2 separate regions of the Homo sapiens genome follow, and region 1 is linked to region 2. The links are chromatin loops, found by intact Hi-C in ENCODE. Cell type or tissue: PC-9. All regions are shown on one strand. Each heading gives the region's core, and the rest is flanking DNA. Links, peaks and the distances in the headings are about the cores only.

What was found. Hi-C counts contacts between places; a loop is a spot of excess contacts. Peaks named below come from ENCODE experiments on the same cell type or tissue, not always from the same donor. Only the 100,000 strongest peaks of a DNase experiment are listed, where the experiment ranks them.
Region 1: it touches region 2 in a loop (5-fold over the local background); 6 of 110 quality-filtered maps call a loop at or near these places.

Annotation. Positions count from the first base shown.
Region 1 is chr15:51,868,108-51,880,249 of GRCh38, reverse strand. TMOD3 (tropomodulin 3) reads right to left here. Exons shown (of 10, transcript NM_014547.5): 3 at 10,877-11,033. Among named protein-coding and RNA genes, the nearest start is that of TMOD3, 45 kb to the right of the region's middle. In PC-9, for the core only: no CTCF peak of the experiment used is centred there; DNase peaks (open chromatin) are centred at 4,769 and 5,449; H3K4me3 peaks cover 982 bases; H3K27ac peaks cover 6,357 bases.
Region 2 is chr15:51,781,964-51,794,105 of GRCh38, reverse strand. TMOD2 (tropomodulin 2) reads right to left here. Exons shown (of 10, transcript NM_014548.4): 7 at 11,278-11,385. Among named protein-coding and RNA genes, the nearest start is that of TMOD2, 36 kb to the right of the region's middle. RefSeq lists an enhancer at 6,336-6,836. In PC-9, for the core only: a CTCF peak has its summit at 6,594; a DNase peak (open chromatin) is centred at 6,795.

The sequences.
Region 1 (12,142 bases), core at 1,360-9,359, 86 kb before region 2:
TTGGTTCCCTGAAATGTGAAGATTAAAAAAAGATAATTTTCTGAGACAAATTGAGCCAGATACAGTATATTTGTACTTCTTAATCAAAATCAGCTGTTTCCCGAGAAACATCTAACTAGCAAACTGCTGGAATAATTTCATATGACATAAAATACCTTTCTAAACATGTATTAATTTAAATTAGTCTTATATCAATATCAATTAGATTTTAAAATCTTAGTGACTATGAGATGTTGATAAATTCAATAGATCTCCCTTATAATGGTTAGTTTGGTTTGTGCTCTCAATGTCTTGCAGGATGAGAAACATAATAGACACACATTAATTCCTTATTCTTGTTGCTCCTAGAATTTCTTCTTCGTGTGTGTGTGTGTGTGTGTGTGTGTGTGTGTGAAAGACAGAGAGAGAGAAAGAGATTGCCAAAACAAACTAGCAACCTAGGAAGACTAAAGACCACATAGTCCCAAGTATCTCTGTCAGTGTTCCTTAAACTCAGAAAATGAAGACTGGTTAGTCATGAGTATTTTTGAAAAAGCTCCAAAGGTGATTCTAATTCTTACTCATTTAGGTTGGTAACCACTAATCTGTATAATATCAGTCCCTAAAAGATGAAGATGAGTTATCCTGAGTTGATCTAATTTTTTCTTCTGCTTGAAATATGGTCAAAAATAAAAAAATCCAGATTTATGACTTTTACTACTTCCATTTTTTAAAATAACATAATGTCTAAGAAAACATTTTTACCTTTCAGTAGATAGCATTCTATCTAAATGACTGTAATTTCCTTATTTAAGATAGCAAAATCCAAAACTCAAATTTTTAAAAACTGAAATTATAATTCTTTACCTAGTAGGAAACTATAAAAATAAACAATGATGAGATCAGAAAAAAAAAACTCTCAGATAAGTATGAAATGATACATCCCCCACCCCCAAGTTACACAAAACAAACAAAAATAAGGCTGAACCTTGGTTGCTAAGAGCGTTGAAACAGTTTAGCAATGTTTCTGCAACTACAAAACAGCAGCTAAGGAAATGGAAGACATTGAGATAAGAATTCATATAACAGTAATTTAAATGTATGGCACTTATCCAAACTCATGTGTGTTCCAAGAAAAAAGAAATATCCTGTGCCAAGATCCTTGTTATTGTCACAAAATCAGTAAGAAATACTGTGATCCATGTTAACAATTCCATTGCCAGGACCTTTCTTTACTAGTCCTTATCTCTTTTGCTCTGATACCAAGTTACAGCTGCAACAAATGTTAAGAATTATCTTAGTCATAGCTCCCACCCTTGCTGAGTATATAAAAAATATAATAACAAGAAACAGAGGTGGCTCTTGGTTACTTCATTCCTACAGAGTTGAAAGGCCCTAGCTAACTTTACTGTTTGTTTATAAACTGCCTTGTTCCAGAAAAGATTGAAGGACACTACTCCACTATAATCTCCAAGAGGCTTTGTGATATGTTGTTTGACAAGCAGCACAAAAACCTCAAACCAATCAAACTAAAGAATGAGGGGACACAGCCTAGAAAGACATTTTTGTTTTGATCCAATGATACACACAACACCTGCTTGATGCTGCAACATGGTCACCAATAAATGCTTAGTTAACAAATGTTTAGTGAGTTTGTATATACTAGACAATGAACTAGAAAGACACCATAAGGAAAACAAAACAAGAGATCCTTCACTTTTGGGAGTTAATACTTTAACAGGGAAATAGAACAGCAACTGAATCCTATTCTGGAGGTTCCTATGTCAAGATGGGGTAATAAGGACAGAATTTACCCACATGCCTGAAACAATTAAAATGGACAAAATATATGAAACAAGTTTTACACACACACACACACACACACACACACACATATATTTTAAAGAGATGGTTCTTGTTATGTTGGCCAGGTTGGTCTTGAACTCTTTGGCCTCAAGCAATCCTCCTGCCTCAGCCTCCCAAAGGGCTTGGATTACAGGCATGAGTTACCATACCTGGCCAGAAACAACAGTTTTCAAGACACTGGCCATCAGGCAACAAAGGACAGTGATCCCTATGATATGGGAAAAACAGAGGTGAGCCCTGTGATTACCTAGCTTATTGTCTGGAGAAAGGTTCCAGGCTGCAGATCAGGGAGCAGAAATTCAGGCAGAGCCTGGTGAATGCTGAGCTGCAGACACAGCTGAGGTCCAGAAAAACCAAGGCAGCCAGTGTTTGAAGGATAGGGAACCAGAAAGGAGGGAACTGCACAGAGAGGGAGCCCAGGAGTTGTGCAGAGGGTCACACTGAGTGTTCAGCATAGCACCGACTGGTACATGTATGTGAGGAACTACCTTGAGCCAAGGGAAAAAAAAAAACTTCTGAAAGCTTAGAGGTAATAATGCCCATGTTCATGCAGAGCTGGGAATAGAACCTGTTCCCACCAGCCAGACTGGAAAAGCTCACAATTCACAAGGCTCACAATTGGGTAGGGAACTCAGAAGGGTCTTGCCTCAGTATTGGGGAAATAATTAGCCCTAGACTGAACACTGCTCTAGTCCCACCTAACACATCTTTTTTTTTTTTTTTTAAGACAGAGTTTTGCTCTCGTTGCCCAGGCTAGAGTGCAGTGGTGCAATCTCGGCTCACTGCAACCTCCGTCTTCCGGTTTCAAGAGATTCTCCTGTCTCAGCCTCCCTAGTAGCTGGGATTACAGGCGCCCGCCACCACACCCAGCTAATTTTTTTGTATTTTTAGTAGAGATGGGGTTTCACCATGTTGGTCAGGCTGGTATCGAACTGCTGACCTCGTGATCCACCTGCCTCGGCCTCCCAAAATGTTGGGATTACAGGCGTGAGCCACCGTGCCTGGCCCACCTAACAAATCTTAAAAGCAAGACTCCAAAGAATCAAACTGTTTCCAAGTAACTTAACTGCACCCCAGAATGAAACTCAAGAATATTTATAGGTATATCAATACATCCAGCACTGGAAAGTTAATATGTTTGATACCCAATAAACAATTACAAACATGCAAAGAAACAGGAAAATTTGATCCAGAAGAAGAAAAAAAATCGGTCTATCAAAATTGACTTAACAATGATAGATGATAAAATTGGCAAGTAAGGACATTAAAAATTACTATAATTATATTACATATGTTCAAAAAGTGAAGTAGAGGCATAGAAGACTTTTTCTTTATTTTTTTTGAGACAGAGTCTCGCTCTGATGCCAAGGGTGGAGTGCAGTGGCATGAGCATGGATCACTGCAGCAATGAACTCGTAGGCTCAAGCCATCCTCCCACCTCAGCCTCCGGAGTAACTGGAACTACAGGCACACACCACCGCATCCAGCTAACTTTTTTTCATTTTTAGTAGAGGCACGGTCTCACTGTGTTGCCCAAGCTGGTCTGCAACTCCTGACCTCAAGTGATCCTCCCGCAGTGCCGCAATTACAGGTGTGAGCCATCATGCCTGGACGGAAGATTTTTTTTTTTAAAAAAAGCGCTGGGGCCGGGTGCGGTGGCTCATGCCTGTAATCCCAGCACTTTGGGAGGCTGAGGCAGGTGGATCACGAGGTCAGGAGATTGAGACCATCCTGGCTAACACGGTGAAACCCCGTCTCTACTAAAAATACAAAAAATTAGCCGGGCGAGGTGGCAGGTGCCTGTAGTCCCAGCTACTCGGGAGGCTGAGGCAGGAGAATGGCATGAACCCAGGGGGTGGAGCCTGCAGTGAGCCGAGATCACACCACTGCACTCCAGCCTGGGAAACAGAGCGAGACTCCATCTCAAAAAAAAAAAAAAAGCGCTGGGTGCACTGTCTCACACCTGTAATCCCAGGTACTCAGGGGGCTGAGGTGGGTGGAAGGATTGCTTGAGGCCAAGCATTTGAGAACAACATAGCAAGACCCGCCTCTAAAAAGAATTTTAAAAATTAGCCAGGTGTGGTAGCACATGCCTGTAGTCTCAACTACTTAGGAGGGTGAGGCAGAAGAATCACCTGAGCCCAAGAGTTTGAGGCTGCAGTGAGCTGTGATCATGCCACCGCTCTCCAGTCTGGACAACAGAGCAAGACCCTGTCTCTTACAAACAACAACAACAACAACAACAACATCAAAGAACAGACAGGACAAATAGAAAAGATATACCATGACATCTAATCAAAATAAAGAAAGATAGGCTCTATTAACATCAGGCAAAGTAGGTTTTATAGCAAAGAATATTACCAGAGATAAAGGTCATTTCATTATAACAAAAGGGACAATTCATCAAGGGGACATAACAATCCTAAAAACAAGTAGCAACAAAGCCTCAGAGTACAAGATTCTGAAACAACTAAAAGCAGTACTTTAGGCCGGGCACGGTGGCTCACACCTGTAATCCCAGCACTTTGGGAGGCCAAGGTGGGTGGATCACGAGGTCAGGAGATGGCGAACATCCTGGCTAACACAGTGAAACCCTGTCTCTACTAAAAATACAAAAAAAAATTAGCTGGGCATGGTGGCGGCTGCCTGTAGTCCCAGTTACTTGGGAGGCTGAGGCAGGTGAATGGCATGAACCCAGGAGGTGGAACTTGCAGTGAACCGAGATCGCGCCACTGCACTCCAGCCTGGGCGACAGAGCAAGACTCTGTCTCAGGAAAAAAAAAAAAAAAAAAAGGCAGTACTTTACGGTATGTAAATCATATGGAGAAATGCTGGAGGAAAGGAACTATCCAGAGTGGGTGTAGTTATCCAGGAAATGTTCCCCATGAAACCGGTTAACATGAGTAACAAGCCGTCCATCTGGCTAACTCCTCACCCCAAGGGAGTTAACAGTGAATCATTCAAATGATATTGCATGACCGGTCTGAAAAGGAGATGCCAGCATCTGCATGACTAATGTAAATAGCCCATTTCAAATATCAGCTTCAGTGCCTGGGAAGACCACTTTTCAGAGGTCTACAAGGGACATTTAGGGTTCATACAATATGATTACAAAAATAAGAGCCAGTTTTTACCTTTGGACTTAGCGGAAACCAATTGCCCAGTGGTGGTTATGTAATCCTCTTGATGTAGGCAGGTTTATAATCATGATCTTTCTGGTTTACTAAGGGATCAGGTCTGTCTTTCCTCCAAAGAAATCACATACTCAGAAAGGTGAGAAAGAGGAGGTTTTCTGGAAAGCTAACATAACTGTGAATAAATAACTTGGACAGCATATGGGAAGTCCTTAGTTTAAGGCAACTGGGTTAAATTTACCTTTAAAAAAGCAGGGAGGGGCATGTGGAATTCTTGGGAAAGAACAAAAGGGCATTCCATTCTCAGGATAGGAAAAGAGAAAACAACCAAAAAGCATAAATGGCTGTACCCCAAGGCCCAGCAGGAAGAAAAGGAGTGCGGTGCAAGGCAGGGAGGAGCCCATACCGGGTGAGTCAGCAGCTCAAACAGAATCAGAATGCACATCTCTGTATAGGATATAAGGTGCAGCCATGGCTCTGGTCCATCCGTGAAATAACACAGGGAAAAAAAATTCTTAGTCTAGGTAAGGGCGGAGCATGATACCAGCAATAGAGAGGAGGAGTCCCCAGCAAAACAAAACAAAATGACAGGTAGTAAAAAATACTGAAGACTGGGACACAGTATTTCTTCAAGTGATAAATTCATGACAAGGTTCTATGCCTTATCTATCTTTGAGACAGAATATGCATGCTATGTAAAAATATGATGGGAACTAATAATCAGCACTGAGAATTTTCACCATTCTCCAAACGAGAACAAGCTGGATGAATACTCTCTTTCACTCCTGTGCTGGCCTATGTCTCAGTTATACATTCTGCAAAATTTTAAGGAGGAAGAGGTAAAAAGTAAAATATTCACCAGTATAGGACAAAATACTCCCCTAAATGCATGTAAGACATAAGGCCTTGAGCTTCACTTAATTAGGATTACTTTCTTCTTTTCATATATTGACATATGCTTTCAATTCTGTAAAACATATAATCATTTCACAAATCATGAGGTGAAATTATTAATGGATTTACATATAATAACTCTTAAGTGTCCTCAGTCTATCAGGTTTCTAAAAAACATTTTTTAGCAATCTAGAAAATAAAATTTGGCATGAATATTTACTTTTATATTGGTCAAAAGGAAAAACTAAATGTGAAATTTTTGGTTTTATGAGGATTCCCTCCTGTCCTGGCCAGTTATGTGTAATTCTGGCTCCAGAAACAGAGTCTGCCTTTAAGTGAAAAAATAAGAAGTATAATTAATTGTCAGTCTCAGAATATAAGAAAATAGTCTAATGACTAGGTAAGTAATCCTTTTAGTGGTTCCCAAGTTTTTGCTTTTGAAAAAATTAAGCAGTCGGCCAGGTGCAGTGGCTCCACCTGTAATCCCAGCACTTTGGGAGGCCAAGGCAGACAGATCACCTGAGGTCAGGAGTTCGAGACCAGCCTGACCAACATGGTGAAACCCCGTCTCTACTAAAAATACAAAAATTAGCCAGGTGTGGTGGCAGGCCACTGCACTCCGGCCTGGGTAACAGAGTGAGATTCCATCTCCAAAAAAAAAAAAAATTAAGCAGTCATCTGATAGATCCTTTAAAATAATTAATTTACGATGAGAGCTCACTATGTGATTTTGGCATATAATTTGGAAAGAGTTCAAGGAACTGAATGACACTGCTACAACATTCCCTGGTCAGAAGGCTAATATTGCCATTAGGTACTGCACCCTGAGGCCAGTCATCTTTGAATGAAAAAATCATTTAGAGACCAAGAGAACATCTTATGGATTCTAACTAATCTAAATGTACCAAAAAAGTAAAATGCCTTTGTTTCTCAATAGAGGTAGGTTTGCAAACTTTTATGAAGAGCCAGGAAAACCTCTATTGCCTGGGAAAGCATCCTCAATCTGAAAGTCTATCTCCACTAAAATAAGCTATTAAGTAAAAAATCTGAGACTCAACCCAGGTGTTCAGGGCAGAGTCATAGGAGAGCTATCTTTAAAAAACAAGCTTCTGGATTTTTGGAGCTACAGAGATTAACATTTAGGTTGATGGGAAGTATTCTAATAAGACATAGATGAATTACTCTGAGGACCTTCTGGAACGTGATCAGGATCCTGGAGATGAGATGAAGAGAGAGGAAGGCATATTCGTGACTAAGGATAACTAAGGCTAACTGCTTTAAAGATGAGAGTCTAGGGTGGATTTCAGAACATTAGAGGTGGCTTTTTGCTATATTTCAAAGCAGAGCTTTACAGCCAAAGTTGCTTGATTGTTGAAGAGGAATTTGCCCTCCTTCAGGTCCATGGTACTGTGACATGGCTTATAAGGCTTGATTCTACCACATCTGATAGTATGTGCTTCCATCAGATAGATTAATGAAACTCACAAATTCATCCCATGGTTGTTCTGGACCGCTCCTCCATGACAGAGAATGAAAATCTCTTGTTCGGTAATCATCTCCCATATGATCCTTTACAGTGATTTCAGTGTACCCATTAATAAATCTGGTCCTCAGGTGGGTGTGGGGGCATGTGCCTGTAGTCCTAGCTACTCTAGAGGCTAAGGTGGAAGAATCGTTTGAGCCCAGGAGTCCCAGGTTGCAGTGCCACTGCATTCCAGCCTGGGCAACAAGAGAGTGAGTCCTCATCTCTAAAAACCAAACCAAAAAAAAAAAAAACAAATTTGGTCCTCACAAAAAATATATGACATAGGCATGCCAGATGCCCGGAATGTATGTTTCCATCGATATAAAGTTCAAAACAGACAGAACTAACTATTGTATTAGACACTATGTTGGTAATTACCTTTCACAAGAAAGGGAAAAGTGACTGGGAAGGAGCATGATAGGGCCTTCAGTGGGTGCTGATGTTACCTTTTTTTTTTTGAGACAGGGTCTCGACTCTGTCGCCCAGGCTGGAGTACAGTAGAGCAACCTCGGCTCACTGCAATCTCCGCCTCCTGAGTTCAAGGGATTCCCCTACCTCAGCCTCCTGAGTAGCTAGGATTACAGGTGCATGCCACCATGCCCAGCTATTTTGTATTTTTAGTAGAGACGGGGTTTCACCATGTTGGCCAGGCTGGTCTCGAGCTCCTGACCTCAAGAGATCCGCCTGCCTCGGCCTCCCAAAATGCTGGGATTACAGGCGTTGAGCTACCGCGTCCGGCTGCTGATGTTATCGTTACCTGAATGGTAATTACATGGTGTGTTTATTTTATAATTCACTGAGCTACATACAGATGACCTGTGCATTTTCTTTGAGTAACAAAAAGTTCATTATTAAAAAAAAGCTATCATCTTAATCACTGCATCAGAGCTGCCCATAAACAATATTTAATAGACATATGTAGCTAAAAGAGGCAGTAAAAATACCGAATGTATTATAAAGAGAAACCACTGATTGTGAATGTAAAATTACTTGTTCAACTACTTCCATTTATTCTTACCCATCTAAAACCTAAAGTAAGAAGTAAAAATTTTAAAAGATACATAGGAGGACAAAGATATTCTACCATAGTTGAGGATACAGCACTTTTTCCTATGTCACCCATATTCCTCACCTCTATCCTTTTCCCCCTCTTGTATTTTCTTATTTTCCGTAATTCTTCTCTGCTTTCTTTCCTATTTCCTCTAATCCTCCAAGATATTTTCCTAGGTAACTGGAGATTATGAAACAAGGGCATATTAGGAAGCTTCCGGGGTTAGCCTGGGACAAATGCAGCTTTCTTTCAGGTCTCTTATTTTTTCTCCTTCTTATCCTCAAATTCCATAGTTTTTTTCTGACATCTCTTTTTCTCACATCTCTCGCTTTGTTTCTACCTCCATTCCTTTCCAAATTATACCCCCAGGGTCCACCTGAAACACGCAGAATAACAGAAGGTGATCAACCAGTATTTTTTCTCATAAAATTATGTTCTTCTATTTAAGCAGGATTAAAGCCATAAACACTGACATACGTATGGCTGCACAGAGAAAATATAACCAGTAGTTTTCTTTGACAAATAAAAAGGAAGAGATGCCTCTGCCTGTCTTTATGATTCTCCACACTTCAAAACTCTGCATTGGTTTTGAACTCTTTTTCTGGCCCCAAACACCTGAGGGACATGACATTCCCACCTGTAACAGTAGCGTGATGGTTAGTTTTATGTGTCAATTTGGCTGGGCTGTGGTGCCCAGCTATTTTCTCAAACATTGTTCTAAACGTTTTCATGAAGGTTTTTTGTTTTTTGCTTTTTTTTTGGATGAGATTAAAATTTAAATCAGCAGACTCTAAGTAAAGCCAATTAACCTCCATAATGTGGGTGGGCCTCATTTAATCAGTTGAAGGCCTTAAAAGAACAAAGATTTATCTCCCCAAAGTAGGAAGAAATTCTGCCACTAGACTGCCTTTGGACAAGAATAGTAAATCTTCCCTGGGTCTCCAGGCTGCTAGATTTTGAATTTAAAAAGCCTCCTTAAAATAAACTTTTCTCTCCCCTCACATCCTGTTGGTTCTGTCTCTCTGGAGAACCCTGACTAACTTAAATAACAAAGATAGTGATCCTTAACAAGAGATGAAGAGGAAGAGGACTCTAAAGAAAAAGCACAGGGGCTGGGGTGATGGATAATTTTAGAAAAGTCAGGTGCAGAGCTTACGGCTTACCTACTCAATAGCCATTCACAAGCCTTCCTCTACTATAGAAGCTGGAGTGCTAAAATGAACTTTCTTGCTTCCCTTGCAGCTAAGGGGTAGCCATGTGACACAGTTCTGGCCAAAATGATTGAGAAGGGCCTCTTTCTCAAATAAAAAGCCCAAGTCCCATTCTTCCTGCCTGGACTAATATGAATTCAGACATAAAAATGGTGCCTGCAAGAGCTGATCTTCAGCTCTGCTACTGCTGCCACCATTCCCCAGTATTCTATACACAGTATTCCAAGTAAGAGTGAACGTAGAATTTGGCTTTTTAGGCCAACCTGTATTCTGACCTGTTTGGAAAGCTGAAAAACTTATCCTGTTTCATTTAAGTATTATTATATATAGAACTTTTAAAAACACAGCTGTGGCTGGGTGCAGTGGCTCATGCCTGTAATCCCAGCACTTTAGGAGGCCTAGGTGGGTGGATCACTTGAGGTCAGGAGTTCGAGACCAGCCTGGCCAACACTGTGAAACCCCATCTCTACTAAAAATACAAAAATTAGCCAGACGTGCTGGTGTGCACCTGTAATCCCAGCTACTAAGGAGGCTGAGACAGGAGAATCGCTTAAACCCGGGAGGCGGAGGTTGCAGTGAGGCGAGGGTGCACCATTGCACTCCGGCCTGGGCAACAGAGCAAGACTCCATCTCAAACAAACAAACAAACAAACAAAAAAACAACCACAGCCGTACTCAGGCTCCACTGAGAATACATAAGCTCAAACACTTAAATGGGGGAGACTTGGACTAGAAAAATTTCCTAAAACTACTGATTATGAAGCATTAGCAATCATAACCATGAATTAATAATGATGGGTATAGAATAGCTTTTTAAAAGGGTCTTTGAAAATATGGCATGAATTGTTTTATGGCATTCCACTTTAAAGAATGCAGTTAGAATAGATGCCTTAACATCATTTGTACTCTGTAATCTACCACTGAATTTTAAGTTTCCTTCAATATACTTTTAGATCTGTTATAGTAGAGAATTAAAGAATGTTATTCAAAATCATTGTGTAATAAAACCTCACTAACATCATTAAGAAGAAACTTATTGACCAAGTTGATGAAAAATGTAAATAAAGTATCTAAACCAATAAATGTCTAAGTCAACAGTATCATATATTTAAGGCTACCAATGATGTACCTCTAAAAATATGATTTTCTCCACACCCACCTATAAAAAGAAAAATCAAGTGTTACCACATAATGACTTTAAAATTCTGGGGCTTACCTTTTTTTTCTCCAGTGTAGGGCACATAGTCTTCCCTGTCTTTATGCTCCAATGCTTCTTTCTCCAGATATGAAAGGAGATGCTCTCTATCAAATGGCCCTGTGGTGGACTTTGATGTCTGGTTCTTCTGCCGGAACCCTGCAGGCAGAAGGGCATTCTGCCAGAGAGAATGAATCAGCCAATATGACCAATAAGAATGCTAATGCTATATGCTTCCGAAGATTACCCATATAAAAAAGAATTACAGACTGGAATGTGATACAGGCACTAAACACTTCATTGCAGGATTTTAGGACAGCAATGTACAATTGCTCCAAACATTAAACTTCTTTTTTATTAGGTAGAATTCACTTACATTATTATTAAAATAGGCACATACATTAGTACAGTTTCTTTTCTTTTTGGAGACAGTCTCCTTCTATCCCCAAAGCTGGAGTGCAGTGGCATGATCTCAGCTCACTGCAACCTCTGCCTCCTGGGTTCAAGTGATTATCATGCCTCAGACTCCCAAGTAGCTGGGATTACAGGCGCCTGCCACCACGCCCAGCTAATTTTTGCGTTTTGGGTAGAGATGGGGTTTTGCCATGTTGGCCAGACTAGTCTAGAATTCCTGACTTCAGATGATCTGCCCTCCTCGGCTGCCCAAAGTGTTGGGATTACAGGTGTGAGCCACCGCGCCCAGCATACGTTTTCTAATAGAACATTTTCTTCAGAGAGGATTCTACTAGCAGAAAACAATCTTTAGTTTTTAAGTGTTCTGGGATACTAATAAAAAAGTTTTATTAACCACATACCACATCTTCTTACTTACATAAGTGGGAGTCAATGATGAGAACACACGGACATATAGAGCACACATATAGAGCTAAGTGATGAGAACACAAGGACATATAAAGCACACATATTGGAGCATAGAGGAGGGTGGAGGGTGGGAGGAGGTAGAGGATCAGGAAAAATAACTAACAGGTATTAGTGATGAAATAATCTGTACAACAAACCCCCATGACACAAGTTTACCTACGTAATGAAACCTGCACAGGTATCCCTGAACTTAAAACGTTTTTTTTAAAAAGTTTTATTAATGCTTAATAACTGCTCAGTGTATATATATGTACAGAGAATAATTCTATTACAAAAGAGTTTTAAATGACTCTGTACATTATATTCCTTCATGACTTCCATTTCATTGTACAGACTTCTTCATGATTACAACATATATACCATACAGTAGGATATCAGATTAATGTTTACTTCAGTTTAAACACA
Region 2 (12,142 bases), core at 1,603-9,602:
GCTGCCTATTGTCCCCTGGAGGGCAAAATTGCCCTAGGTTGAGAACCACTGGACTAGAAGAATAATCCTGTATCTTGGTCAGGCAGTTGCTTGCACTGCAAAGAAAGCTCAACAATTTGGATTTACACTATCGCATACCATGTAAATTAAAGTGCATTTATTCTGTGCTAGGTCCTTGATTAAAATTAAATCTATACATTTTAATCTGATCATCAGAGAGGGATGCATCAGGACTTTCCTTTTGGACTCTACAAGCTTTGGGATTTACTATCATTATTAGAATAACAAAATGTCAGAGCAATTAGGCCTTTACAGAAAGTTGCAGGACCTCCTGGCGAGTTGCCAGGATCTTGCCAATTTCTTTTAAACTTGAGAAAACACTTTCTTGTGCTGAACAAAACAGGGGCGAGCCAGCCAAACACAATACTGGGCTGTAGGCCCAGGTTCACTTCAGTTCAGCAAATATTTGAGCATATTACATGTGCTGGGAATAATAACATTAGTAAAACAAAGACTAGATGTTTTAAATGTAATTGAAGTAGAGTAGAAATACATCTTTAAAGAGAAGGGTTTGCTGTCTGTACTTTATAGGATTGTATGGAAATGCAAATTTCTGCACTGGCCAAATGGTAGCCATGAGAAATGTGGCTACTGAGCCCTTGAAAACTGGTTAGTCTGATTTGAAATGTGCTGCAAACATAAAACACACTGGATTTCAAAGATGTAGTATGAAAAAAAGAATGCAAAATACCTCATTATATTTTCAAATTACATTTTGGATATATTGGTTTAAATACAATACAGAGAGTCCCTGACTTACGATGGTTCCACTTTCCATTTTTGGAATTTACCATGATGTGAAAGTGATACTTATTCAGTATGCTCCTTGACTTATGATGAGGCTATGTTCAGATAAAGATTTTCAATTTACAGTAGTTTTATCTGGACATAACCCCATTGTAAGTCAAGGAGCATCTATTTACTACTAAAATTAATTTTGTCTACTATGTATTTTTTTTAATGTGGCTACTAAATAATTTAAATTTATACATGGGGCTTCCATTTGTGGCTCATGTTTTATTTCTTTTTATTTTTTATACTTTAAGTTCTGGGTTACATGTGCAGAATGCGCAGTTGTGTTACATAGGTATACACGTGCCATGGTGGTTTGCTGCACCCATCAACCTGTCACCTACATTAGGTATTTCTCCTAATGTTATCCCTCCCCTAGCACCCCACCCTCCACAGGCCCCGGTGTGTGATATTCCCCTCCCTGTGTCCATGTGTTCTCATTGTTCAACTCCCACTTATGAGTGAGAACATGCGGTGTTTGGTTTTCTGATCTTGTGATGGTTTGCTGAGAATGATAGTTTCCAGCTTCATTCATGTCCCTGCAAAGGATATGAACTAATCCTTTTTTATGGCTGCATAGTATTCCATGGTGTATATGTGCTACATTTTCTTTATCCAGTCTATCATTGATGGGCATTTGGCTTGGTTCCAAGTCTTTACTATTGTGAATAGTGCCGCGATAAACATATGTGTGCATGTGTCTTTATAGTAGAATGATTTATAATCCTTTGGGTATATGTCCAGTTATTAAGATTGCTAGGTCAAATGGTATTTCTAGTTCTAGATCCTTCAGGAATTGCCACACTGTCTTCCACAATGGTTGAACTAATTTATACTCCCACCAACAGTGTAAAAGCATTCCTATTTTTCCACAACCTCTCCAGCATCTGTTGTTTCCTGACTTTTTAATGATTGCCATTCTAACCGGCATGAGATGGTATCTCATTGTGGTTTTGATTTGCATTTCTCTGATGACCAGTGATGATGAGCATTTTTTCATATGTCTGTTGGCTGCATAAATGTCTTCTTTTGAGAAGTGTCTATTCATATCCTTTGCCCATTTTTTGATGGGATTGTTTGCTTTTTTCTTGTAAATTTGTTTAAGTTCCTTGTCAATTCTGGATATTAGCCCTTTGTCAGATGGATAGATTGCAAATTTTTTTCTCCCATTCTGTAGGTTGCCTGTTCACTCTGATGATAATTTCTTTTGCTGTGCAGAACCTCTTCAGTTTAATTAGATCCCACTTGTCAATTTTGGCTTTTGTTGCGTTGCCATTGCTTTTGGTGTTTTAGATATGAAGTCTTTGCCCATGCCTATGTCCTGAATGGTATTGCCCAGGTTTTCTTCTAGGATTTTTGTGGTCCTAGGTCTTACATTTAAGTCTCTGATCCATCTTGAGTTTATTTTTGTATAAGCTGTAAGGAAAGGGTCCAGTTTCAGTTTTCTGCATATGGCTAGCCAGTTTTCCCAAGAGCATTTATTAAATAGGGAATCTTTTCCCCATTGCTTGTGTGTGTCAGGTTTGTCAAAGATCAGATGGTTGTAGATGTGTGGTGTTATTTCTGAGGCATCCGTTCTGTTCCATTGGTCTATGTATCTGTTTTGGTACCAGTACCATGCTGTTTTGGTTACTGTAGCCTTATAGTAAAGTTTGAAGTCAGGTAGCGTGATGCCTCCAGCTTTGTTCTTCTTGCCCAGGATTGTCTTGGCTATGCAGGCTCTTTTTTGGTTCCATATGAAGTTTAAAGTAGTTTTTTCCAATTCTGTGAAGAAAGTCAGCAGTAGCTGGATGGGGATAGTGTTGAATCTACAAATTACTTTGGGCAGTGTGGCCATTTTCATGATATTGATTCTTCCTATCCATGAGCATGGAATGTTTTTTCATTTGTTTGTGTACTCTCTCTCTTATTTCCTTGAGCAGTGTTTTGTAGCTCTCCTTAAAGAGGTCCTTCACATCCCTTGTAAGTTCTATTCCTAGGTATTTTATTCTCTTTGTAGCAATTGTGAATGAGAGTTCACTCATGATTTGGCTCTCTGTTTGTTCTTGGTGTATAGAAATGTTTGTGATTTTTGCACATTGATTTTATATCCTGAGACTTTGCTGAAGTTGCTTATCAGCTTAAGGAGATTTTGGGCTGAGACTATGGGGTTTTCTAAATATACAATCATGTTATCTGCAAACAGAGACAATTTGACTTCCTCTATTCCTATTTGAATACCCTTTATTGCTTTCTGTTGCCTGATTGTCCTGGCCAGAACTTCTAATACTATGTTGAATAGGAGTGGTGAGAGAGGGCATCCTTGTCTTGTGCCGGTTTTCAAAGGGAATGCTTCCAGTTTTTGCCCATTCAGTATAATATTGGCTGTGGGTTTGTCATGAACAGCTCTTATTATGTTGAGATACGTTCCGTCAATACCTAGTTGATTGAGAGTTTTTAGCATGAAAGGCTGTTGAATTTTGTTGAAAGCCTTTTCTGCATCTATTGAGATAATCATGTGGTTTTTGTAGTTGGTTTTGTTTATGTGATGGATTATGTTTATTGATTTGCGTATGTTGAACCACCCTTGCATCCCAGGGATGAAGGCGACTTGATCATAGTGGATAAGCTTTTTGATGTGCTGCTGGATTCGGTTTGCCAGTATTTTATTGAGGATTTTCACATCAATGTTCATCATTACTGGCTTAAACATCCTCTTTTTTTGTTGTGTCTCTGCCAGGTTTTGGTATCAGGATGATGCTAGCCTCATAAAATGAGTTAGGGAGAATTCCATCTTTTTCTATTGCTTGGAATAGTTTCAGAAGGAATGATACCAGCTCCTTTTTGTACCTCTGGTAGAATTCGGCTGTAAATCGGTCTGGTCCTGGACTCTTTTTGATTGGTAGGCTATTAATTATTACCTCAATTTCAGGACCTGTTATTGGTCTATTCAGAGATTCAACTTCTTCCTGGTTTAGTCTTGGGAGGGTGTATGTGTCCAGGAATTTATCCATTTTGTCTAGATTTTCTAGTTAATTTGCGTAGAGGTGTTTATAATATTCTCTGATGATAGTTTGTATTTCTGTGGGATCAGTGGTGATATCCCCTTTATCATTTTTTATTGCATCTATTTGATTCTTCTCTCTTTTCTTCTTTGTTAGTCTTGCTAGTGGTCTATTTTGTTGATCTTTTCAAAAAACCAGCTCCTGGATTCATTGATTTTTTGAAGAGTTTTTTGTGTCTCTATCTCCTTCAGTTCTTCTCTGATCTTAGTTATTTCTTGTTTTCTGCTAGCTTTTGAATATGTTTGCTCTTGCTTCTCTAGTTCTTTTAATTGTGATGTTAGGGTGTCGATTTTAGATTTCTCCTGCTTTCTCTTGTGAGCATTTAGTGCTATAAATTTCCCTCTAAACACTGCTTTAAATGTGTCCCAGAGATTCTGGTACGCTGTGTCTTTGTTCTCATTGGTTTCAAAGGACATCTTTATTTCTGCCTTCATTTCGTTATTTACCCAGTAGTCATTTAGGAGCAGGTTGTTCAGTTTCCACGTAGTTGTGCAGTTTTGAGTGAGTTCTTAATCCTGAGTTCTAATTTGGTTGCACTGTGGTCTGAGAGACAGTTTGTTGTGATTTCTGTTCTTTTACATTTGCTGAGGAGTGTTTCACTTCCAATTATGTGGTCAGTTTTAGAGTAAGTGCGATGTGGTGCTGAGAAGAACGTACATTCTGTTGATTTCGGGTGGAGAGTTCTGCAGATGTCTATTAGGTCCACTTGGTCCAGAGCTGAGTTCAAGTCCTGGATATCCTTGTTAATTTTCTGTCTCATTGATCTGTCTAATATTGACAGTGGGGTGTTAAAGTCTCCCATTATTATCGTGTGGGAGTCTAAGTCTCTTTGTAGGTCTCTAAGAACTTGCTTTATGAATCTGGGTGCTCCTGTATTGGGTGCATATATATTTAGCATAGTTAGCTCTTCTTGTTGAATTGATCCCTTTACCATTATGTAATGCCCTTCTTTGTCTCTTTTGATCTTTGTTAGTTTAAAGTCTGTTTTATCAGAGACCAGGATTGCAACCCCTGCTTTTTTTTACTTTCCATTTGCTTGGTAGATCTTCCTCCATCCCTTTATTTTGAGCCTATGTGTGTCTTTGTACATGAGATGGGTCTCCTGGGTACAGCACACTGATGGGTCTTGACTCTTTATCCAATTTGCCAGTCTGTGTCTTTTAACTGGGGCATTTAGCCCATTTACATTTAAGGCTAATATTGTTATATGTGAATTTGATCCTGTCATTATGATGCTAGCTGGTTATTTTGCTGCCATTAATTGATGTAGTTTCTTCATAGCGTTGACGGTCTTTACAATTTGGCATGTTTTTGCAGTGGCTGGTACTGGTTGTTCCTATCCATGTTTAGTGCTTCCTTCAGGAGCTCTTGTAAGGCAGGTCTGGTGGTGACAAAATATCTTAGCATTTGCTTGTCTGTAAAGGATTTTATTTCTCCTCCACTTATGAAGCTTAGTTTGGCTGGATATGAAATTCTGGGTTGAAAATTCTTTTCTTTAAGAATGTTGAATATTGGCCCCCACTCTTCTGGCTTGAGAGATCCGCTGTTAGTCTGATGGACTTCCCTTTGTGCTTAACCCAACCTTTCTCTCTGGCTGCCCTTAACATTTTTTCCTTCATTTCAACCTTGGTGAATCTGACAATTATGTGTCTTGGGGTTGCTCTTCTCGAGGAGTATCTTTGTGGTGTTCTCTGTATTTCCTGAATTTGAAAATTGGCCTGCCTTGCTAGGTTACAGAAGTTCTCTTGGATAATATCCTGAAGAGTATTTTCTAACTTGGTTCCATTCTTCCTGTCACTTTCAGGTACACCAATCAAACGTAGATTTGGTCTTTTCACATACTCCCATATTTCTTGGAGGCTTTGTTCGTTTCTTTTCACTTTTCTTTCTCTAATCTTGTCCTCTGACTGTACTCCATTAATTTGAACTTCAATCACTGATATCCTTTCTTCCACTTGATCAAATCGGCTATTGAAGCTTGTGTATGCTTTACGAAGTTCTTGTACTGTGGTTTTCAGTTACAAAGTTCTTGTACTGTGGTTTTCAGCTCCATCAGGTTATTTAAGCTCTTCTCTACACTGGTTATTCTATTTAGCCATTCGTCTAACCTTTTTAGCTTCCTTGCAATGGATTAGAACATGCTCCTTTTGCTCAGAGAAGTTTGTTATTACCGACCTTCTGAAGCTTACTTCTGTCAACTCGTCAAACTCATTCTCTGTCCAGTTTTGTTCCCTTGCTGGTGAGCAGTTGTGTTCCTTTGGAGAAGAGGCGTTCTGGTTTTGGGAATTTTCCGCCTTTCTGCTCTGGTTTCTCCCCGTCTTTGTGGTTTTAGCTACCTTTGGTCTTTGATGTTGGTGACCTATGGATGGGGTTTTGGTGTGGATGTGCTTACTGTTGATGTTGATGCTATTCCGTTCTGTTAGTTTTCCTTCTAACAGACAGGCCTCTCAGCTGCACGTCTGCTGGAGTTTGCTGGAGGTCCACTCCAGACCCTGTTTTCCTGGGTATCACCAGCAGAGGCTGCAGAAGAGCAAATATTGCTGTCTGATCCCTCCTCTGGAAGCTTTGTCCCAGAGGGACACCCACCTGTATGAGGTGTCTGTCGGCCCCTACTGGGAGGTGTCTCCCAGTCAGGCTACACGGGGGTCAGGGACCCACTTGCAGAGGCAGTCTGTCCGTTATCGGAGCTCGAACGCCATGCTGGGAGAAGCACTGCTCTCTTCAGAGCTGTCAGGCAGGGACATTTAAGTCTGGAGAAGCTGTCTGCTGCCTTTTGTTCAGATATGCCCTGCCCCCAGAGGTGGAATCTAGAGAGGCAGTAGGCCTTCCTGAGCTGTGGTGGGCCCCGCCCAGTTCGAGCTTCCATGCCGCTTTGTTTACACTGTGAGCATAGAAATGCCAACTCAAGCCTCAGCAATGGCAGATGCCCCTCCCCCCGCCAAGCTCTAGCATCCCAGGTGGATCTCAGACTGCTGTGCTAGCAGTGAGCAAGGAAGGCTCTGTGGGCGTGGGACCTGCCAAGCCAGGCACAGGAGGGAATCTCCTGGTCCGCTGGTTGTGAAGACTGTGGAAAAAGCGCGGTATTTGGGCAGGAGTTTACTGCTCCTCCAGATACAGTCACTCATGGCTTCTCTTGGCTAGGAAAGGGAAATCCCCCAACCCCAACCCCTTCCCGGGTGAGGTGATGCCCCGCCCTGCTTCAGCTCACCCTCCATGGGCTGCACCCACTGTCCAACCAGTCCCAGTGAGATGAACCAGATACCTCAGTTGGAAATGCAGAAACACCCATCTTCTGCGTCGATCTCACTGGGAGCTGTAGACTAGAGCTGTTCCTATTTGGCCATCTTGGAAGTGACCTCTCACGTTTTATTTCCAATAAACAGTGCTGTCCTAAACTCTTGATTTTTATGTGGCATCATTGTAAATAACAGTAGCATTTTAAATATATTTGGGCCCTCTCATTGGCATTCAGTGGGGACAAATTCCATTTGAATGCTCAGTTGCTATAGATGTGGTTATATGAAAGTGCTTGGGGCACAGTAAACTAAACTCAATCACAGGTGACTTACATTTGCATCCTGGCTTGGCCACATGCGGTGTAATCTTAGTTCAGCATTCAACTTCTTTGAGTCTCAGTTGCCTCATCTGTAAAATGGCTTGTGTTCACCACAAACCCCAAAATATGTTTTCTGATTGAATGCCAAACAGCCTTAAATGGGGACATGTCTAAACGGATGCCAATTGCACAGGGCTTCACTGATTCTAAAAATATATCAGAATAATAATTTATAACATGAAAGCAGAATAAGGTTTGAGGTCCACAAATGTCATCCACCAAGAAACGCCTTTTCATCTCATGTTTGAATGCTAAAAATGGAGACTTTCTGCCAGGACTCCCAATAAAACATCACCCAGGCACAGTGACAACGAAGAAAACCTTTCCTAAAATCATCACTTCTTTCCCTTGGTTCTGCCTCTCTCTTCTCAGCTTACCCTTGAGAAGGGGGGATTCGGGGAGTGAGGAGGGGAGGAGGGTGGTGTACCACATCTTAGAATTGGAATGAAGGACAAGGGAAAAATTTCTATTAGGAGTGATGCTCTTCAGAAAACAGTAGCAAAATCATATTTTGAAAACTCTATCCATATAAATGAATATATATATGTATATATACGTATATCTTCCTGTGGTCCCTCTATTTTTTATAGACTATACTATGACTATACCAAATAAATTAAAAATGTTTAAATTAAATGTTAAATTTAAAATGTTTTAGTGATAAATAATAGTTGTACATATTTTTGGGGGTGTATGTAATATTTTGATACCTTTATACAATGTGTTTGCAGTGATCAAATTGGAGTAATTGGAATAGCCATCACCTCAAAGGCTTATCTTTGTGTTGGGAACATTACAATTCTTCTCTTCTAGCTATTTTGAAATTTATAATAAATTATTGAATACAAGAACTTATTCCTTCTAACTAACTGTATTTTTGTACCTCTTAACCAACTTCTCTTTGTCCCTACTCCCTTCCCTTCCCAGGCTTTAGTAACCACCATTCTACTCTTTACCTCCATGAGAACCACTTTTTTTTTAGCTCCTACATGTAAGTGAGAACATGCTATATTTATTTTTTTTTGCTTGGCTTGTTTCACTTAACACAATGACCTCCAGTCCCATCCATGGTGCTGAAAATGACAGGATTTCATTCTTTTTTATGGCTGAATAATATTTCAGTGTGCATATATATACCACATTTTCTTCATCCATTCATCTTTTTTTTTTTTTTTTTTTTTTGAGACAGAGTCTCACTCTGTTGCCCAGGCTGGAGTGCAGTGGCGCCATCTCTGCTCACTGCAAGCTCCACCTCCTGGGTTCACGCCATTCTCCTGCCTCAGTCTCCCGAGTAGCTGGGACTACAGGCGCCCGCCACCGCGCCCGGCTAATTTTTTGTATTTTTAGTAGAGACGGGGTTTCACCTTGTTAGCCAGGATGGTCTCGATCTCCTGACCTCATGATCCACCCGCCTCGGCCTCCCAAAGTGCTGGGATTACAGGCGTGAGCCACCGCGCCCGGCCCAAATAAAGTATTCTTTAAAAAGCAAGTTACAAAAGGTCAAATTTGCCTGAAAAGTGTTACCCAAAAAATCCAGCTCCTAGTGTAGTGCTTTTCACATGACAAGCATTCAACACATAGTTGTTGCATTAAAAACAGCATCAAAGTGATTATTATATTTGGAATTTATTTAATCCACTTAGTAAGTTATTTATTTGGTCTAGAATAGGAGTTAGATTATTTACCAGTAGTGTTGAGAGTTGATTGTGAACTAACCCCAGCCCTGCAATTTTACTCGAAATAATATATGAAACAGAAGTGACAAATCATTTCTTTATCCCTTTATTCATTTACATACAAAGTATATTGTGAATATTTTTGCTTTACTGAAAAAAATCTACTAAAAGGCAGAAATAGTACAAAATCATACAGAGATAAGAATCCTTAAACTGCTCATTTCACCTTACCAATTATCTAGTTCTGCCATCTTTCTATTTTAATGATAGGTTTCAAATTCAAAACTGCTTTCAAGCTACGAATTTAGAAATGTAATAACTGCTGGTAAAAACATTGATTTTTGTAGCCTGGTTCCTCTTTTACATGAGTGCTTATTTCAAGTTTGCTGTGATCACCATAGAAATATTCTCTATTGCTAGAGGTTGGAGGTTATGATCATTCATTTATTTAACAAGTACTTGTCAAACATCTATTCTGTGCCAGGACCATGATAGGTAGTCATTACTTTCATGTCATCTGTTTTAAATGCTATTTTAGATCTTCCAAAAGACATGTTACTTTAAATCAAACCATCAAGTCCAGACAACTTGCGTTTTTCTAACTCGATTCAAGGGCTGAGCATTAAATGCCATAGAACAACAGGCTGATGCCCAGGCTTTTGATAAGTGACATATTTTAGCAAATGTATGACAGCCAGGCATTGTGTGTAAATCTAGCATAGCTTGATGGTTAAGCTTCCTGGCTGTAGAACCAGAAAGACTTGGTAGTGAATTCTGGCTTTGCCATTTACTGGTTGTATTACCTTGGATAGCTTACTTAACCTCTCTGAAGCTGTTTTCTCATTTGTTAAAGTTGGAACTAATAATAGTATATACCTCATAGTATTACAGTGACAAATGGATGAGATGCTGCATGGAAAGCACGAAGATCAGTGCTGGCATTTACTAATTCCTCAATAAAGTAGCTATAAATAGGAGGAGTTACTAATTGGCTATTGATAGGAAGAATAAAAATCATGATAGTGATGGTATAAGTATTTACCTGGGACAAGGGGCTTCCTTATTTGGCTAAATTATCTAAAATGCATAGGAAGAATAGAACTTTTAGTTGGCTATTTTTCTTTTATCTATCTATCTATCTATCTATCTATCTATCTATCTATCTATCTATCATCTCGTTCTATTGCCCAGACTGGAGTGCAGAGGTGCAATCATAGCTCACTGCAGCCTAGAACTCCTGGGCTCATGCAATTGTCTCACCTCAGCCTCCTAAGTCGCTGGGACCAGAGGTGTACGTTACCACACCTGGCTGGCTATTTTTTTCACATTCTGGTGTCAAACACAGAATGTTTCCTGATTTTGTTGTCTAAGATATTTTAGACACATATTAATCCATTTCAAAGATTAAAATATACTTTAATTTTTCTTTTTTTTTTTTGAGACAGAGTCTCCCTGTCGCCCAGGCTACAGTGCAGTGGCATGATCTCGGCTCACTGCAACCTCCGCCTCCCGGGTTCAAGTGATTCTTCTGCCTCAGTCTCCTAAGTAGCTGGGACTACAGGCGCGTGCCACCATGCCCAGCTAGTTCTTGTATTTTTAGTAGAGATGGGGTTTCACCATATTGGCCAGGCTGGTCTCGAACTCCCGACCTCATGATCCACCCACCTCAGCCTCTCAAAGTGCTGGGATTACAGGCATGAGCTACCGCGCCCAGCTACTTCAATATTTCTATAGATGCCTAATTCCTGAAGGGCTTTAGGGTCATGATATCCAATGACTGTAGATGTGAAAGTTTTAGAAAATGTATCCTAAGCACAGAGCAAACTCTAAATATTCAGTTAGTTAAATGCCAAACTTATCTTGTTTCTTTCTCTGAAAACTGTAATGCTGACAAAATTCCAGATAACTTAAAGCATCTGACAGTTCAGTTCTGAAGTTTAACTATTGCATTGTAACTATAATTTTGCTCACTAACTGTGTAGAAGGTAAGTTTTCCAGATCTAAAAAATTGTTAGCTAATGAAACAAAGTAAATAGAGTTTCCAGTGAATTAAATAACTTCATGTTATATTTCTAAGAATTTTACTCACAATGGCCACAGGGTCATTGCTGCGAGTTGCGGCCAGGCTGAACTTCTTCACGTGAGTGTTGGTCTCCAGAGCCTTTGCAAATTCCCTCAGGGTTGGAATTGGAATGTTCTAAGACAGAGAGGACATGGCTAGTTGATGAACCATTGTATGGCACACTCTTGCCAAGGTAAGAACCCACAACCTTTAAATACCAGGTATGTGTAGATAAATACACGATATCCCTTCTAAATGAGGGTCATTACCTAGCCTTCAGCAACCAAGCTATCCTGAGCTAACAGCACCACTTAGTGTCCAATAGGGGAATCTAAACTACCACTATGGTACCTCTGAGTGTCGTCTTTCTGTTTTCCCTAACCAAGAAAGTATGCAGATACTATACTTCCCTCTTTTTATTTTTCACTCTGTATTCTAGCCAGACTGACGTATTTGCCACTGTTTTAATATACCAAAGTCGTTCTCTTTTTCAGACCTTTATATATGCTTTCCCCTTAGCCTGGAAATTCCTTTTGTCCTTTTCTCTTTCAAGACTCAGATGTAATATCATCTCCTTTGTTTACTGGATCTCCTAGGTAGCATTAAAATTTTTCTTTCTTGCAATTCAATGATATTTGGTGGCTCACCACATCATGTTATAATTATCTGTTTAGTGTTTTTCTCCTAATATAATTGTTTTCAGAGTAAAGACTGAATAAATCTTATTTATCTTTGTAGTCCTTTTTCTAGATCATTTAGCACAGTAATGACCACTGGGGAAGGAGACAATGTGGGGTGCAGTTAGAAGTGGAGAAGAGTCCTGGCTGCACTACAGACTAACTCTATGACGTTAACAACTCTTTAAGTCCAACTAATAATTAAATGAGATAAT